2 separate regions of the Homo sapiens genome follow, and region 1 is linked to region 2. The links are chromatin contacts, found by Hi-C or POLR2A ChIA-PET in ENCODE. All regions are on one chromosome and are shown on one strand. Each heading gives the region's core, a stretch centred on a gene start or an enhancer-like site at or near the end of the contact. The rest is flanking DNA. Distances are from core to core; before and after follow the strand shown.

What was found. A loop is a pair of places that touch in the nucleus more often than their neighbours do. ChIA-PET counts read pairs that join two places held with the same protein, here RNA polymerase II (POLR2A). Pooled maps may share reads with other maps.
Region 1: a loop to region 2 is called in a pooled map, with 4 times the contacts of the local background. The contact joins two enhancer-like sites. A Hi-C loop is called at or near these places in 1 of 168 maps with a recorded cell type or tissue (transverse colon) and 3 of 50 pooled maps. POLR2A ChIA-PET finds 5 or more read pairs at or near these places in 2 of 52 experiments (GM10248 and Panc1).

The regions. Positions count from the first base shown.
Region 1 is chr17:69,826,626-69,829,698 of GRCh38, forward strand. All of the region lies in intron 3 of LINC01483 (long intergenic non-protein coding RNA 1483), which reads left to right. Among named protein-coding and RNA genes, the nearest start is that of LINC01497, 130 kb to the right of the region's middle. Within about 2 kb of position 1,611, at least 2 of the 41 ENCODE cell types and tissues checked have a DNase peak (open chromatin) inside an H3K27ac peak, as active enhancers do.
Region 2 is chr17:69,567,449-69,570,520 of GRCh38, forward strand. No RefSeq gene overlaps it. Among named protein-coding and RNA genes, the nearest start is that of LINC01483, 25 kb to the right of the region's middle. RefSeq lists an enhancer at 1,648-2,149. Within about 2 kb of position 1,788, at least 10 of the 41 ENCODE cell types and tissues checked have a DNase peak (open chromatin) inside an H3K27ac peak, as active enhancers do.

The DNA.
Region 1 (3,073 bases), core at 361-2,860, 260 kb after region 2:
CATTCTGGAAAAGGCAAGAGAGAGAATAGCTCAGTGATTGCCAGAGGTTAGAGGTTAGATATGTGTCTATGTGTCTATGTGTGCATGTTGTGGGGGATTGGAATGAAAGAGACGGCACAAGAGAATTCTTCGGTGTGTTGGAATTATCCTGTATCCTACATACAGTATAGTTACAAAAATTTATGTGTGTATAAAAACTCAGATCTGTCTACCAAAAGCAGTAAATGTTACTCGAGGTAAATGAAAAATAATGCTGCTGAATTCCAGGGGGAATGACAGAATTGATGCCAACTTTAAAGAGCTAAAAGCTGCAAGAATGATGATCCCCATCATGTCTCTGTTTAACCCACCATTCTCGGGCCTGCTACAATGCTGCACAGACTCTGTTGAACGACAGTAGGATATCACAGACTCCATCAACTAGAAGCCTCTTGATGGCAGCAGTGGTGGTAGATACTGTATCTTTGCTAGAGCAGATTGATATGGCTTCTGGTACATAGCATGTGACCACTGACTTAATTAATACATTTTTTTTTCCATCACTCTTAGGAAGGACAACCAGAAACAGTACAGAATCAAATTTGCATGGGATAGAAAACAGTATATATTTATAGTCTTGTCCCAAGGCCAAACTAATTTTCCTCCCATAATCAGAATAAAGTCTGAAGGGATATGGGTCACCTTGGTATTTTGCAGCACATTACACTGGTCAGCTATATGGGTGATACTGTTATTATTGGAATGGATGAACAGGAAATGGAAAATCTATTGGAAGTCTTGGTAAGATATATGCACTTGAAAGGATTGCCAACCTAAAAAACAAACAGAGGCTTTCTAAAAGAAAACACTTATTTGGGAATAAAATATTGCGATGGGAATATATGCATGCCATAGTAAATATGTGCATATTCAGGGAGGTAAAGGAAGACAAAGGTTTTTAAAGGGAAAAACTCAGGAGTATTACTTAATTGTTTTGAAATAATTATCCTTTGTAACAAAGATCAATAACAAGAGTGACGACAGTCGAGGTTAGGGAGGCAGTTGCTGGGCAGATGTCCTGGCAGAAGTATATTTTGTGTAAAGTTATTGTGGTCTTTGTGAAGGTTGTGGATTGTCTCATTTTTGTTGTTGTTGTTATCAAGCATACAAGTGTGAGAATCCTCTCTTCATGGCCTTCACTGGCCCTATCTGTCAGGATTTTCTTAACATTAGTGACTCCTTCTGACAACTTTCACAGGGTGGTAGATAAACCCTATGAAGGTACAGGTGCCCATTATGTCACTAAACTTTCTAGGAGTCCAGAGCCTAGAACATGCCAGGACAACCTTCAAAGCACCCCCTCCACCTCCAAGGCGAAGGAGAAAGCATGTTAGTCCTGTTTGGGTTCTGAAGTCTACAAATTTGTAGCATATGAGATTTCTGTTTTTCTTCCTCTGTGTTTCAAAAATAGACTGTGCCCTTCAGCACCTAAAAAATAATGAAATAACGTAATAATATTCATAATAAAGAATAGCATCTCATGCCAGGATTTCCAATATATCCTGCCTTTGTTGGTGGTCAGCAGTAGGAAGCGAATCCCTATTTTCCTCAGCCCAGTCATCCTCAGAGGACACTGGCAACGGGCCACTGTAACCACAGGGAAAATTAGACATATGACAAAGCTGGAGGCTAAAAATAGAATTCCTTTCCGATCAGCTTGTTCTATGCAATGCTTTTAATCTGGGGCTACCCTTCGTATGATCACTCAGTCACATGGACTAATCTAGTATCATCAACATCAAGGGAATTTCCAAGACACTTTACTATAGCAAATGAAATTCCATTTTTAAAAATAGGAAAACAATAGTGGTGTTCAGACGTTTTCCTGGATATTTTCTGGGGAACCTTCAGGGCTACTAATGTGTTTGTCTCTCAAGTATGCTTTAAGTTATCTTTGCTTGGTTCATAGACTCTTTTAAATGTCTGACTTATAACCACATCCTCAAAATACATTCATAAATACATTTGCCCAGCTTTGCCTACAGTTTCAGGTAAGTAGCAGAACTCCTGAAAAGCCCTGGGCTTTATAGACTCCCATGGGTAAGAAACGCTGCGTTGGACAATGTTTTTCCATGCCATGTATTGAATTGACATCTAAGCCAGCAACATTAATACAATGATCTAAAAAAGAGCTTTAGACACTGCAGCTATTAAGGTGTGAAAATTCTAGTTAGCAACAGGGACATCCTCTGCTGGAGATGAAGTTCTATGTTTTGTTATACTGAGCTGCTGAGTAATTCTTGTTTGTTCAGAAATCAAAATCCATATTCTTCTTTCATTGATTGTAATTTCAGTGGGGGCAAACAAGTGATATTAAAAGTTCGAGCTGTTGCTTAAGCCTTTAGTTATTGATATCATTATAAGATCAAGTCATTATTTATTATTTACTTTGGCTTGATAAATAGACTTGACGTATATGCTTACTTATAAGTTCCTCCTGAAATCATGCTATGATGAAATAACTAATAATGGCATTTAAAATAATAATGGCTATAGGTAATGAGTACTTATATGCAAGCATTGTGCTAAATGCTTTGGAGGCATTGTCTCAATGAAGTTGTACAATAATTCTCCCAGGAGGTAATATTATTCACATTTTACAGATGAGAAAGCAGAGGTATAGGGAGGTAAAGTAACTTGGCCAAAAGTCTGTATCTAGTAAAGTACAATGCTAGGATTTTGACCACAGGTCTTTTCCATTCCTAAAGCTTTGTATTAAATAGCTATGATATAATGCCTTTTTTGTAGAAAAAGAAAAAAGATAAATTTAAGAAAATCTTATTTATTATTTTTTCCTTTATTCATACAAGAGGATTATTTCTTTATTCACACAAGAGGATTTTCTTCATGAAAACTTAAATGTTAATGTTATTGAACTATAGCTTATAGATAATCAAATACAACTTACAATATTGCACATAATCATGTGTCTCTTTTAAATGTTTAGTTCAACTTGACAAATGTATACATCTGTATAACCACCTTCTAAATCAAGGTACAGAATATTTTTGTCACTGCAAATAGTTTCTTTATG
Region 2 (3,072 bases), core at 538-3,037:
TGCAAAATTGCGTGTATATGATTGTGTGCACATTTTCCCAAGAAGATCCATAGCAGTGAAACCTTGCAACCAATAAAATTAAAGGATAAAATCTATTGCTTTACTCCTATCAAAAGAAATGCAATTTTCATAAAGGGTACCCTAATATTTACAAATTATAGTAATGTGCCCCATCTCCTATCCAGACCAGGTAACTAAATGATTGTAACCTGTTAATACCCAAACATCCGTGTCAACTTTTCCACAAAGTAAAACAAGGTCTCTGTATGCATTGACTACATATTAAATATACCTTACATTCCTTAAATGTTTTACAATTATACCTTAATAAATTAACATATAATATATAGGTATATTACACTTGGTATATATAATATACTTCACATATACCTTATATAATAATTTATATTATGTGATACTATATTATAATGTATTAAATATATAATATACTATTTAATAATCATAATCATATATATTATTTAACATAATATATTAACATATGCTTAATATTTAATATATTAGACTAGTTATATAAATAATATATGATATAACTATATTACATATAGAATATATTATTTATATACTTCATATATAATATATAACGACATAAATATATAGATATATATTAATATATACTTCATATATAATGTATTATATGTGAGCTATTATATATAATATATAACAATATATAATATAGTAATAAACTTCGGAGAAAAGAAATATTCTACATTGTGGAAGTTTATATTATATATGATATATACTATATAAGATATATATTATATTATTATATAATATAATGCATATGAGGTATTATATAGACTTCATATATGTTATATATGAAGTATGTTAATATATAACACCTTAATAATTATACTTTATAACATTTTGGCTAATCCAAAGGCAATTTATTTCAAAACTTAGAGTTTACTAACTTAAGTGGAAGTGGAGGAGAGTAAATTTTGACAGAAAATGGAACAGCAAAAAGTTCTTTTCAAATGTTTGATTATTGTTTCATAGTATATAATTGTAGTTCCTTACAATATTAGTTTATCTGTTTCATATTTCTTGGAAAAAACCCTTTAATGTTAAGGCTCCTATGTAGGAATTCTTTGATGAGCGCGGAAAAGCTGGAGTGAAGGGGTTGATAAATGTTTAAATTAACAAACTTGATTTTAAACTATCCAATAAATATTTCTCTTAAAAAGTTAGGCATATTTTGATCAGTTTGGTTCCTGTTTTATTTTTTTCCTTTCTTGATCCGCTTCTCAGCTGTGGCTGCGATCTCTGGCATCTCCACAGCATTGATGAAAAAACCCTTTTAAAATGACTGTATCTTGTGTCTTGTGTGGTCTTCTCTCTTCTCTCTCAATTTAAAGTATTAAAATTGTTTAACATCTTTCTAGGAAGCAGGTAACACAATGGTAAGTTTACAATCTTCCTCCTGTCCCTTTGTATACAGGGGTCAATTTATGTTGGTAATATGGTGAATGATCAAGCTCCAATATTAAACTTTGGAGACAAGTAATATCCTACCTTGTGGAAGTTTGAATTAAAAGATCTCTTTCAAGTGCAGTTGAGAATTTAGCCATAACTCTATCATTCAGAGATAAATTAAAATTCAGTGTGCTAGTGTATGTGCATGTTTTACATCAAAGGCAATGGTACCAAGAATGCATACTTAACCTTCCGCCGTGAGGAGTTTGAATTGGAAAATTTTAATCCAGGTTATAAATCACTTGAGAGACATTTAAAATAGCCACAAGGGGGCAGCAAAACACACAGGATTCCCTGAATCCACTGACGCAGGAACATTTCGCTGTGTCTTACGAAGGCAAACGAAAGAACGAATTAAAGTACCTGGCGTTTGAGCCGTCTTCAAACACTGGCATTTCTAGTACCAATACAGTGAAGCCGGCAGGGGAGACGCTATACTTCCTAACTGAATAATATATGAGACACCAACTTTCTAAGTATTTCTTTTCTTTTTCTTCTTTTTTTTTTTTTTTGAGATGGAGTCTCGCTCCCTCACCCAGGCTGGAGTGCAGTGGCGCGATCTCAGCTCACTGCAAGCTCCGCCTCCCGGGTTCAAGCGATTCGCCTGCCTCAGCCTCCGGAGTAGCTGGGATTACGGGCACCCGCCATCACGCCTAGCTAATTTTTGTATTTTTAGTAGAGTCGTGGGGAGGGTTCACCATGTTGGTCAGGCTGCTCTCGAACTCCTGACCTCAGGTGATCCATCCGCCTCGGCCTCCCAAAGTGCTGGGATTACAGGCCTGAGCCACGTGCCCGGCCCCTTTCTAAGTATTTCTTATGAAGGGCTACTGTGATTTGCACCCAGGGAGGGCGAAAACCTGTCAGTGGCTCATGATACTTACCAGTGGAGCAGATTGTAAATTCCTCTTCCTCCTTCTCCTATAAAGATTTCTCTGTATTCCAGGGGCAAATAACAATAGGTAAAGTATCAGTTAGATTTAACTTTTAAAAATAAGAAACAGACCCTCTTGCAGAAGCAGTAAATACTTATGAATCACTTATCAATTATCAGGCACTGTTCCACAGGGAAGAGTCCAGGGTACTGGTCGAACCTGGATTTTATTGTCAGGCTTTCTTGGTGTGAAACTGTACAAGCTCGGGCAGATTTCTTCGCCTTTAGATGTCTTAGTTTCTTCACTTGTAAGATGAGGCTAATTCTATAGGTTGCTTTAAAGATTAAGTAAAATAATATATGCCAGCTCAGTGGCTGACATATGATAAGAATTGAATTAACAGTTATAAAATTACTATCATACATGAGTGGCATGTGGTATTACTCAGTATTGTTTCTTGGTAACTAAATGATTATATGTAATTTCATTTAATTCTTACAACTAGTGTGAGAGACCAGTTTTATTTCTCTCCATTTTTATAGGTGAGAAGTTGAGGTTCAAAAGGACTGATTGCCTAATATAAATAAAACGGAAAAGCTAGGATTTGAACCTATCGTTTTTCTGACTCCCAGACTCAGGTACTTTCAACCACACCTGTGTAGGTAGGCTACCATCATATTTTTCCCCCTCTTCCTGGTAACTCCTA